Linked DNA regions of Mus musculus: region 2 is linked to region 1. The links are chromatin loops, found by intact Hi-C in ENCODE. Cell type or tissue: left cerebral cortex. All regions are shown on one strand. Each heading gives the region's core, and the rest is flanking DNA. Links, peaks and the distances in the headings are about the cores only.

The links. Hi-C counts contacts between places; a loop is a spot of excess contacts. Peaks named below come from ENCODE experiments on the same cell type or tissue, not always from the same donor. Only the 100,000 strongest peaks of a DNase experiment are listed, where the experiment ranks them.
Region 2: it touches region 1 in a loop (3-fold over the local background); 8 of 42 quality-filtered maps call a loop at or near these places.

Annotation. Positions count from the first base shown.
Region 1 is chr12:64,962,116-64,967,994 of GRCm38, reverse strand. It overlaps Klhl28 (kelch-like 28), which reads left to right and starts at 2,459. Exons shown (of 5, transcript NM_025707.3): 1 at 2,459-2,586. It overlaps Togaram1 (TOG array regulator of axonemal microtubules 1), which reads right to left and starts at 2,253. Exons shown (of 20, transcript NM_177805.3): 1 at 1-2,253. The coding sequence starts at 2,018. In left cerebral cortex, for the core only: CTCF peaks have their summits at 1,946 and 2,160; DNase peaks (open chromatin) are centred at 537, 1,278, 1,709 and 2,328; H3K4me3 peaks cover 3,067 bases; H3K27ac peaks cover 1,573 bases.
Region 2 is chr12:64,910,706-64,916,584 of GRCm38, reverse strand. Gm51965 reads left to right here. Exons shown (of 2, transcript XM_030247022.1): 2 at 407-1,935. Among named protein-coding and RNA genes, the nearest start is that of Gm527, 4.3 kb to the left of the region's middle. In left cerebral cortex, for the core only: no CTCF peak of the experiment used is centred there; DNase peaks (open chromatin) are centred at 2,344 and 3,363; H3K27ac peaks cover 433 bases.

The DNA.
Region 1 (5,879 bases), core at 230-5,229:
GTCTGGTTTTCTCCCATGACTCCAGGCTGCTCATTTTCCCATGGCAGTTTATTTTTCCCCTTTCCAGCACTTAAAACCCTTCGGGTACAGATAGTTGGACTGTAGGATCCATAAAGTTGCATGCTGTCCCTGGTGTGGTCACCACAGTAGCAGTGTGCACTCTGAGTCCTGTTACCGGACATAAGCCAGTCTGTATCTGCTCCATGTGCCAAATGGCTTGACCTGCCCTGGGCCGAAGACGGCATGAGTATTGCATACTCCACAAATCCCTGTTCTGTTAGCCGTGGAAGAGTTTTTCTGGCCAATCGGGCCTGCACGGCATTCATCACCCCATCGCCATTATCCTGCAATTCAACAGTATCTACAGCTTTAAAAAGAACATTGGTTTTACCTGAGCCCATTGATGATGCCAAAACAGCAAAGGCCTCTAAAGCTGCCTGGCGTACCCTGCGTTTGCTATCCACAAGAGCTGGAGCAAGATCAAAGGACAGTTTGGGTAAGTCAAAATCCTCACTGGGGTAGGTCAGGAGGGAACAGATGCAAATGTTCACTACTTCCTCCCGTACTCTGGAATGCTTATGTTTAAGGTTTTCCAGGAGCAAAGAAAGCACCCGCTGAGGACCCACTTCTTTCATTAGCTTTAGGAAGATTTTCATGTACTCCTGCTTGATCACCAACTTGTTGTCTGCCAGCACTTTCACAGAAGCCGCTATAACTGGTCCCAAGAACTGTTGCACCTGCTCTCCCAGGCGAATGACCAGCAAATGGAGAACTTGAAGTGTGCCATGGACCACTTTGAAATTGGAATCGTCTAGCAAGTTATACAATAAGCTAATGAAACCAACGAGACTAGCATGAGGGGTCGAACTTGGGTTAAATTTTCCCAGCAACTGCTTTAGTTCTTCAACAGCCTGAGTCCTGTTTTTATAATCTTCCTGATCCAACAGTCTTGCATGGAGTTCCTGGGGAATAATCTCAAATTTAAGATTGCTACTGGAAAGATTCACTACACACGGGGCAGCATCTTCAGAAAACCCGGAGGCTTCTAGCTCCAAATAATAAGGAACCTGACTTCCATACTGGGACTCCAGGCGGCGATTGTAGTGCCTCCTCAGTGCAGAAGGCAAACGCGAGATGTAGGAGTGAAACCTCTCTTGACCAAGTCGTTCTCCAATTTGTTGAAGTGAAGAGAAGGCTGTCTCGGATTCTTCTTCCATCTCCTGATCGCCAAGCTTTCGGGCCAGAGATATTATTACTTCAGTGAGATCCAAACCCTGCAACAAATCCTCAGGAGTGAACAAGATAGGGAGCAACAGCGCAGTGGAAGCTCTAAGCCGGGCATCTGGACTTTCCAGGCCTTGGATGAGAGTTCGCAGGACCTGCCCAGAACTACGCCTAAGACAAATATGCAGGATCTGCAGCGCATCTTTCCGTAGGGCAGGGTTATCTTCTCGTAACGAGACAACGAGCTGAGGCAAAAGCGCTAAACTGAAGGCCTCTTCCAGCTGACCCGCCTCGCCCTGACCCCGAAGAACGTCCGAGAGAAGCTGCAAGCAGAGCCTCTTCTCCTCACTGCCGCCTTCCACAAGCACTCGGCCCAGCGCCCGATATAAGGCTTCCTTGCGGCGGGGAAAGCCAAGCCGGCCGCCTCGCCGCGGCAAGGCAGCCTGCAAAGCCTGGAACGCCTCGGAAGGATCCGGTGCGGTGCGCAGGAGTTGAAGAAGCCGAGTCTCCTCCTCATCTCCGCCCGAGAGCCCACTTCCAGGCCCGGACCAGCTAGTTGAAACAGCCTCCGCCGGTAACAGGAGGGTCGAGGCCAGAGGCGACGGCGTCGCGGGGCAGGAGCCATGATCCCCGGCAGCCCCACGGCAGTAATAGTTTTTCTCGCCTCTCATGGTGCCCCCGGATCGACGACCATCAGTCCCTGGGGCGTAAGGACGACAGCGGCTCAGGAGGCGATAGGAACCAGGGGTCGCAGGAGGCGGCAGCGGGAGCAGCTCGGAAGGCGCGGCCGCCATGGAGGGTCGTCAGGTAGCGAGAGCTGGAGGGAACCATTGCCGTCTTGGGAGGGCTGGATGAAGCCCAGCCTTCCAGTTCCTCTCCAAGCCCCGAGCTGCAGAGGAAGAGAAGGAACGGCTCCGGTCAGCTGCCAGGCCGCTCGGGCCTTCCACTCCCGGAGCCAGCCTCCGGCAAAATGGCCCCCGCTGAGCCTGGGACCCCACAGGCGCCACCCGGCGTAACCAGGGCCACCACGTGACCAAACCGAGCGCTTCCATGGTGATGCACCCAGAGCGGACCTCTTGACCCGGAAACCAATCTGCCGCGGTGGATGCTGGGTTATGTAGTCCATGTAAGGACTTAAAGCATAGGCCGAAGATTCCTGGAAGAGGAAGTCTGAACGTAGCCAGAATGAAGAGGCGGGGTCAAGGCCTTAGACGGAAATGACGCTCCCTTGTCCGGGGCGGAAGTTTTCCACCCCACCCATAAGAGTTGAGGTTTGACGGGAGCAAGAGAGGATCCCATCCCGGGTTCCAGTTTTCCGTGGCTCCTCCTCCTGTTGCTGCAGGTGTTATTCCTGGGACTCAGGTATTTTCCTTTTGCTATTATACAGTGGTGCAGGCTTTGGTGGTGTGTTCCCCGAGTGCCCCAGGAGCCAGAATGCGAGGCAAAGAACTGGACCAGAGCAGGCAGAGAGAGACGACATGTTCTGCACAGTGCTGGTTACCATTGTAAACGTTCTACTCACTGCTGTCCAAAATAAGATTCTTTCTACCTGCAGCCTGCTTAGTAGTACAGGAGAACCTAACCGAGGCCAAGCACACAGAGTACTTTTTTAAAAAAGACTTTCTTGTCGTTGGGGACCTTCCTCGCCCCGCCCTCTTCTCCCTTGCCTCCTTTTCCTCTCTTCACCCGCTGGCTATGGAGTGTTAAAGGCTTCTGTCCCTTTTCATTGTCCGCATCACCAAGTTTTCTTATAGATAGGTAGAATCAGTGTTTTCCCCTTTGCATTAAACGGAGTGCTTAAAGCCTTTATCTTTTAACTCCTCTGTGGGACTTTTCCTTTCGCCCCACCTCCACCTTTCCCATCTCCCCTAGGATACTCCAGAGTCTCTGCAGTCTTTCAGTCTCCTGGAGACGGAGATCGCTAGACAATTTCAGTTGTGGTGCAAGTTCTTAGCATTACAGTCCTAAGAGAATTCTGCACAGAGGATTTAGGTTGATAGACATTATTTTAAGCAAAATGAGAATTTGATAGCTGATGAGTGTTTTTTTTTTTTTTGTAAAAGAAACTATAAATAGACTCAGTTCAACTAAGAGTATCTCCTATACGGCCACACCCCTTTGGGGCATGAAAGAGCAACTTTTTTGTGTGTCTGTATTTGAAACATTAATGCTGAATTACTGTATAGCCCAAGCTGGTCTTGAAGTCTTGACCCTCCTATCAGTCTTCTGATTGTTGAGATTACCAGTGTGCACTGTCAAACCAAGCTTGAAAACAGATTTGTTGTTGTTCGGCAGACTTTTAAAAGAAATAATACAATTACTTTTCAGTGAGAAAAGACTGAGTTATAATTTGAAGTTCCAAGCTTATATTCTTCAAATGCAAAAGTATTTCTGTCCCTCTTTGTATTAAATGGATATCTCTCAATTTTTATTTTATTTTATTTTATTATTTTGAGACTGGGTTTTCCTGTCTAGTCCTAGTTGTTCTGAACTCCCTGTGTAGACCAGGCTGGCCTCCAACTTAGAGATCTGCCTGCCTCTGCCTCCCAAGTGTTGGGATTAAAGCCCTGTGCCACCATACCCAGCTATATTATTTTTTGAAATCTTGAAATAATTGAGTCACATGTATCAAAGTGCTTTATAACAATAATTAATACTCCTGGTGATGCAAGTTGAAATTGTATTTATTAGTTTTTATTATAACATAATTAAAATGTTCTTAATTTTTTATTTTGGAAAAAGTATTAATATAAATGAGGCTGTATAACCATGTATCCTGTGCTTTGGTTTAAAGCTTTGGTGGGTTTCTTCACTTTCTTTTATCTTCTGTTTTGTGGTTTGCTGCTGCTGTTCTGTGTTATTTCACTGTCCTGAACACTGAACCGAGGGGCTTTGTTCATGCTGGGAAGTGTTCTGCCACTGAGTGTCGTCCACAGCCTTCATTCATCATTTGGATGTATAAGTAGATCTGCCTGAGTTTGGTTTAACACATGTATTTTAGTAGAAAAACAATAACAGACGTGCTGCTGTCCCCACCCATTTTCTATTTTTAGAGAGAGTAAGGATGGAAATGAAAACCAAGAGATGATTATAATGCTGGTCAGTGAAAAAGAATGAGTACCGGATGGCTGGGTGTAGGTCTTAGAGAGCACTTGCCTAACATGTGCAAGGTTCTGAATTACACCTACACTATTATGGGAGCTTGGAGGGACAGAAAGACAGATTCTCATATCCAACCTCAAAAGCTTACATGCATACTTCTTTTCATGTATGCTGAGACTTCAGGAACCCAGTCCACATGAAAGGGAACAGGAGACTGATGTATACAGTAGAATGTCCACATTAGAATGTCAGTTTATGTTGAAGTAGAAGGTAATTCTTTCTAGTCACCAGAATTTTCAGATTGAAAAATCCAGCAAACTCTTCATGTATCTAAGGACTTAGGAAGCCAAGTTACTAACCAGACTGAGGTTGTGTTGTAATCAGTATCAAAGAAAAGGAACTTAGGAAGTCTTGGATAATGTTTCATTATTGGTTATGGCATAAATATAAGAATTTTCCTTTCCCTCTGCAAAGAACACTACTGAAGAGACATGGATCCATAAATCAAGCAATAGTCCTATTATTTTCCTGCAAGCAAAGCAAAATGAGTCCTCCTTTCTCTCAGGTCCCTGTAGCTCAATGTGTGTTACAGATTGTAATTTATTTATGTCTATTACATTATGGCTTTTAGAAAACTTGGAAAATGCATTAGTTTCATTGTGGCTGTTTGGGGAATTAGACTACACTGTCACCTTTATTAGTACCTTTTAAGATGATCTTATACATAAATCTTATTTAATATATTTTATTTATATCTATTAGAAGTACTTAAGTTTCTTCTAATCTTATTTTTGAAGTCTAGGAGTCCTTTCTGTATTTACTAGAAAAACATTTGTATGTAATAATAGAATTAGATAAAGAACAGGCTTTTCTCTTCTTTTGGTTTTTCAAGACAGAGTTTCTCTGTGTAGCCTTTCCTATTCAAGAACTCACTTTGTAGACCAGGCTGGCCTTAAACTCAGAGATCTGCCTGCCTCTGCCTCCTAAGTGCTGGGAATAAAGGCTTTGCTTTAAAAGAAAAAAAAAGTTTAATAAGATAATAGGAGTGCATTTTTTTGTTGTAAAAGTAAACCTCAGAAATTTGAATAGAAATATTTAGGGCCATACTAAAAGTTGTAAATTTGAGTGCAGCAAATTTTAATGATTTCAAAATATTTTAAACAAAGTTAGCAGATTACAGGAAGGTATACCTCATTCTTTGAGGTGTATTTAAGTAGCGTAAACACTGTTTCTAGAGCCAGAGATAATGAAGTTGTTGGATGAATCACTTTATGTCTTTGTGTGTTCTTACCTAAGTTTTATAGGCATCCTTGAAATAATGGAAATGAAAACTAAATCCTGTAAACTATAAAAACCTGCACAATTTAAGAAGTCTTCATTAATAAGTACAATGTAAATGAGATGTTATCACTATTAAGCAGTAATTGTAGTCCTTTGTTGTGTGTTATCTGCCAAGTACTGTGCTAGCTACTTTGTAAATACTGATCTAATCCTCTCAACAACACCAGGGTTCGCATTTTAAGGATCAGAGGAAGAAAATAAAACTTAAATTA
Region 2 (5,879 bases), core at 293-5,292, 51 kb after region 1:
GCGGTGGGTGGAGAAGAGCAGCAAGATGTATCATTAAAGTATGTAGCATTATTGAGGTGTAACTGACATGTGGACCATATTTCAAGTACATATCATTTGGCAAGTTTTGACATATGTGCAGTGGTGTGAAGCCACAGATGAGCGTGTGCTTCACTCGCAAGTGTCCTTGTGCTCCTTTATAGTTTCTTCCTTCCTGCCCCCAAACCTAAGCAACAACCATTGTTTTATTTTTAGTATATATTCATCTCCATCTTCTCAAGTGTTACATAAGTACTGTCACCTCTTTGTTTGCCTTCTTCCATGCAGTGTAGCTGTTTGGGTATTCACCTATGCTCTCTGGGCAGTAGTTTCTTTTTTAATGCTAAGTGTAATTCACTGTGTGGATAAGCTGAATTTTCTTTTCTAGCCAACAGTTCACGGACAATCAGAGTGCATCTAGTCTTAACCTCTTCTCAAGAGAGCTGCAATGAAGATTTTTGTGGAAGAAAATATGTACATAGACACGTTGCCTTTGCTGTTGTGTGAGTGTCTGAACTACTTGATCATATGGTAGATGCATGTTTAACTTAAAAAAAAAAGCCTACAATATCTTCCAAAGTAGATGTGAGATTGTGCATTCCCACCATGAAGGCTCTGCTTGCTCCACATGCTCACCAGCATTGAGTACTTAGAGGATTTTCCCAAGGGATGGTTGGGACAATTATGTGAATTGCTACATGTTAAAACATAGACAGGTCAGAATCTAGAGGGCAGAAGTGACAGTGGAGCTAGCTCTCAGTCTTCAGTAAAGTGGGGGAAAAGGACCCATGGTTAAAACTTCATGAGCCTCACATGTGTTGCGGTAAGGATGGACTTCAGAGCTAAAGGGAGATGAAAGGTTAAGATGACAGAATCTGGAACATGAATATGAGGGCTTAGAGTTGGGTATGAAAAAGCCAAAGGAGACAGACAAGACGAGAAAGACAAGGCTCTGGGCTCCTGTTCTCAGGCTGCCTACCTGTCTGCCCCATCCACCTCCCAATGCCCAGGAAGATACAGTATCTATAATAGTATCTATGAGATGCTATTGATTGTCCTTCCTATACTCCTGCTTCTGCTGCAGGTAACTAAGGATAGCAGGCAAGAAGCTCCCACTTAGGAGATGGCCAGAGAGCACTTCACAGAAAGCTAAATAGGAGAAAACCAAAACTGCAGGGACATCTTTTGGGTTGCGATAGGGTTCACTCTGTGCTGATAAGGAAGGGAGAGTTGCACGGTGGTCAGGTGAGTGTGGAAACTAGGGGGACATGGTCTAATTAGCAGCAAGACACTCCCAAAGTTCACAGTGGCAATTCCACATCGGCCATGGCTTCCAGCAAGCAGACGGTCAAGAACAGCAGCTGATAAAACACACATCAGAAGCGGACTGAGGAGGCTTCATCCTCCCCTAACTGGGTAGGAGGCACATGAATAGCACTTGATTATCTTCCTGGTTGGGAGAGGAGAACACATGAAGAGCATGTGGGCTCTCCATGGGCTTAACTCATAATAGCTCAGAGAACTAACCAGTCTTACACCAGTGACCTCAGCCTTTATGCAGTTACTGCCTTAATCATTATAAGAAGCACAGAAAAGGGAGTTTGGTGAGTTTTTCAGCATTAAAAACCATCCTACGATGGGGAGCCCCTATTAATTTTTCTTCTTACCTTCCCTCCATTTCTTACTTCTCTCTAATTCTCCTTAATAAAGTTTCCTTCACTCTGCACACTCCCAGGAATATCTAGTGTCTTTCATCTTCATTGGTATGAGAGAATGAACTCGGAACCCTCTGTCCCACTTTGACCTTCAGTGACAGTGAATATTCATGCCCTGCTGCACCCTAAATTCTTGGGTCTTGCATGACTAGGCCATGAAAGTTTCATCAAAATAAAAAAATAAATAAAAATATGAAAACTCATGCTGTCTTTTTTGAAGTAGAACAATTTCAATCGTTTATAGTCCTCAATAATTTTCCCCAGCATGTCTGCTTTAAGTTAAAGCACACGTTAGCATGGCTCTTGTCTCCCCCATGCCTTTTGACATGAGGACCATTTTACTAAGTGGCATTAGCGTTCAATTGCCCCAGCCTCAAGTCTTACAGTAGACTTATGCTAATTAGACTGGTAGTGTGTGTGTCTATCTTAATGATGTAGCTAATACAGGGCCCATGACTCTCTGACTAGATGAAAGCTTTTACATCCTTCAAATCTCACACTTTGGACTCTTTGGCTGGTCCGAAGGTTTAATTCAAAGGGTTGAGTATAACACCACAAATGTGCCTGGTATTTTCTTATGTCCTGTTGTATAACTTCCGGGAAAACAGATGTCTGCCTACAATGCCACCCAAGCCTAACTTAGCAAATTGGTGGATTTGTTGGGGTTGCTTTCAGGAGTGTGGCTGTGGATTGACTCAAAGGCAGCTGCATCACTAAGAAGAGCACTCCAGTGTGGGAGATGGGTCACAAAAGCTGTATTCGTGGAGCTCCCTACACACAGCTATGCCTGCCAGTGTCTCCTCTCTCCAACAACTGTTCACTACTTTGTATATAACCCTGGAGAAAGGCTTTGTGAACCTTGGAAATTTCAAGTTTCCTGAGCTTACTAAATTTCATCAGCTATCTAGATCTCACCAGCCTTCACTCTTACTGAAGAGAATGTTCCAAGGAAATAGCTACCAGAATAATTAGCTCCCTTTCCTCAAAGCTGTAATACCATAAAATGTTCTGTGACTCTCATTTCTCTGAGTACATGTATGTATTTGCATGCTTAATCTCTCCTATGTCCCTAAGATCCAGATGGAAGATGAGCTATCTACCCACTTCTGCTTCATCAAAATTTGTCTTTATCATGGAGATGAATTTACTGCAGCACAACATTTATTTATCTGACTAATTAAAGTTTTATTTTACTTTTGAGCCGAAGCATGCGCACTATTTTAATGATCTCTCCTGGCTGTTTCTAAGAACAAAACTATCAGCAAAGTATGGCTGCCTATATTGGGTGAAATGTATTTTACATGTCTTCTTTTCCCGAGGTTTGGTAATCACAACAAAATTCTGAGAACTCTTATAGTCTATTTATGGCCCCCAGAAATGAATGTAACTACAAATACCTTCTTGCTTCTAAACCAGAGAGGATTAGTTAGTGCTCTCAGAACAATACTTCTAGAAAGTAGCTTGGCTCTCCCAGTTGGCGATTCCTGCCTGCCAAGCGGATGCTTTTGGGTCAGCATCCATTTGTCTTTCTGAATTATTCAGTATCTGTTATGTAAAAATGTGTGGACTTCACTCTCCTAGCATGTAGGAAAGCTCTTCACAAGTACTGCTTTACAGTTCTAAGAGGCAAGTGCTGCTCAAAATGGCCTTGGTCCCTGCCCTACTTTTGATTCTGTGGCTGTGATAAAATATCCTGACGAAGCAACTTTGGGGAGGAGAGGCTTATTTGAATTCACAGTTTGAGGTTACGGTGCATCAGTGTGGGGAAGTCACAGCAGAGGCGGGAGCTCGAGACATCACAGCACATCTACAGTCAACAGAGGCAGAGTGAATGCAGGCATGCTTATTTTCTCTTATACAGCTCCTGCCCCACAACACGGAATGGTGCTGCTACTTTGGGGCTTCATTTTTCCACATTAATTAAGACATTCAAAACAGTCCCTAGTAGACATGCCCACAAGCCAATCTGACTTAGTTCCTTATTGAGAATCTCTTCCCCCATGATATTGTGTTGTAACAAGTTGATAATTAAAACTGTCACAACTCACTACCCTTTCAACCTGATACACAAACACTTCTCTTTATGTCTCAAGTTTATCTCCTAGTATAAAACATAGTTCAACTTTTATAAGTCGTCAGAATCTTTAAGAACTCCACAATGTCAGATTTCACTTTCTCCCATCTCAGTCTGCACAGAGTTGAAGCTCCTATTTCTACTAATAGAAGTGTTCACAGGGTGCATAGTGGCTTCCCCCAACAAGAACCAAAAGAGCTACAGAAGCAGCAAAGATTGTTTTCTGAAATAAATTGTCCTTGGCTTTGGATTGCTACAAAATGACCGCAGACCCCTCCTTTACTTCACAAATGACCCAAACAGTGGCATCAGGCAATTAAATATTATTTACATTCTTCCTGCAGGTCTCAGTCCTCTACAAAAGTAGGCAGAGCTAATCAAACCTTAAAGCATGGCTCAGTCAAGAGTCTTGGCCAGAGGCTTCAGAAAAATAGACACTCAGATCCCCCATCACCTTCAAGAACACAAACTAAAATGATCCTTTTTGGAGTGCTTTATGGGAGACTGTGCTCATATAAAGATTTAATAGCAGACCCCAAGAATGGATAGTTGCTAAAATATTTTACTAATTAGGAACGATTTCAGAGGGCAGTGAGAATTTGCTATCCAGGGCTTCTCAGCCTCAGATCTTAAGATCAAAAGCTAGGAACAGGTACTAATAAAAACCTGCAAAGAAGGCTCCCTGTCATAGCAACTTACTCTAAAATGAAAGGGACCCTATATTGTCATCTTGGCTGCTCCAATGGCAGTGAAGGTAATTGGGATAGCTGGCTTTATCTTAACCCAGTTAAGTCTGTCCTATAGACTCCAGAACTAAAAGAGCCAACAGAATACTCCTGTGTGACCACTGAAAATCTATACCTGCTGTTTAGAAAGCAATTGGTAGATAAATGAAACAACTCATGATGGTGTCAACTTGCCCCTGACCCTGGTAGGGTCTTAGAACAGAGAGTAACTCTGTGAGTCCAAGCCTGGACGTATGTACCCAAAGCTGCTACCAGAATTCCTTATTGGCCATGCACAGACCTCCAGAAAACCACACTTTACAGTTTATGCCATCTAAGTTGACTGGCTCACAAATGCACCCTCACTCCCAGATTTTTTAATAAGAACTCCTTTAGGGAGGTCCTTTCTGCCTTGGGGTATGTAAGATCATATATTTCTATGGCCCAAGACAATGCCTCCCTGACCCTACCAATCTCTGAAAACACCAGTGCTCACAAACGAACAGTACTTTTGATCCCACTGGCAAACACTCTGGGTGGATTGGTAGGAGCAGGCAGCTTTGCAGTGGTGGAATCATATATCGAACAACAGTTAAAAAAAAAAAAAACCCAAAACAAACAAAACAAATCCGCAGGACTATGAAAGAGATGAGCAGAGAATCTAGCTCAAAGTAGAAATCAAATAGATTTCCTGGCAGGAGTAATCTAAAATAGCCTTAGACGCAACTCACAGCAGGGCAGAGCCAGGGTTGCTTATAATTCCAGGAAAAAAAAATGTTCCTTTTATGTTAATACAGCTAAGCAAGTATAACAAAATATCAAAAACACCCTGAGGAGTTGAAACAATTGAAAACGCCTCTCTGTTTTTGGAGTCTGGGAACCTGATGTAGTCACTCTTCCAGTTGCTAGTAGATGTAGAAGGAGGAATGCTGAGCGATCATGAATATATCAGAGGCAGGCACAACAATGGACTTGAGGCGATACCTTACCAGCCATGAAGGCTCTGGGAGGCAAGAGAAGATAGATGCCAGTCAGGCAAGAGAAAAAAGCCTTTGAGCTTATGTGGAGTTGTCCATCTGTGTTTGATGCATCCTCTTCGGTGCACTGAGGGATGTGCTATATTCAGCAAGTGTAGGAGGATGGTTGAATTGGAGTTAAATTCTAAACCAAACCTTTGAGTTAAGGACAGTTTTGTATTCGTCGTTTTTGATTGTTTGTTGTTGATTTGTTTTGGTAACATAATGATCTTTGAACCAACAAGGTTGCTACCCATGAATAGATTTTCAGATAGCTCATCAAATTAGCCGTTTGTTTGGCTAAGGCACTCATCTGTGTACCACAGTGTCT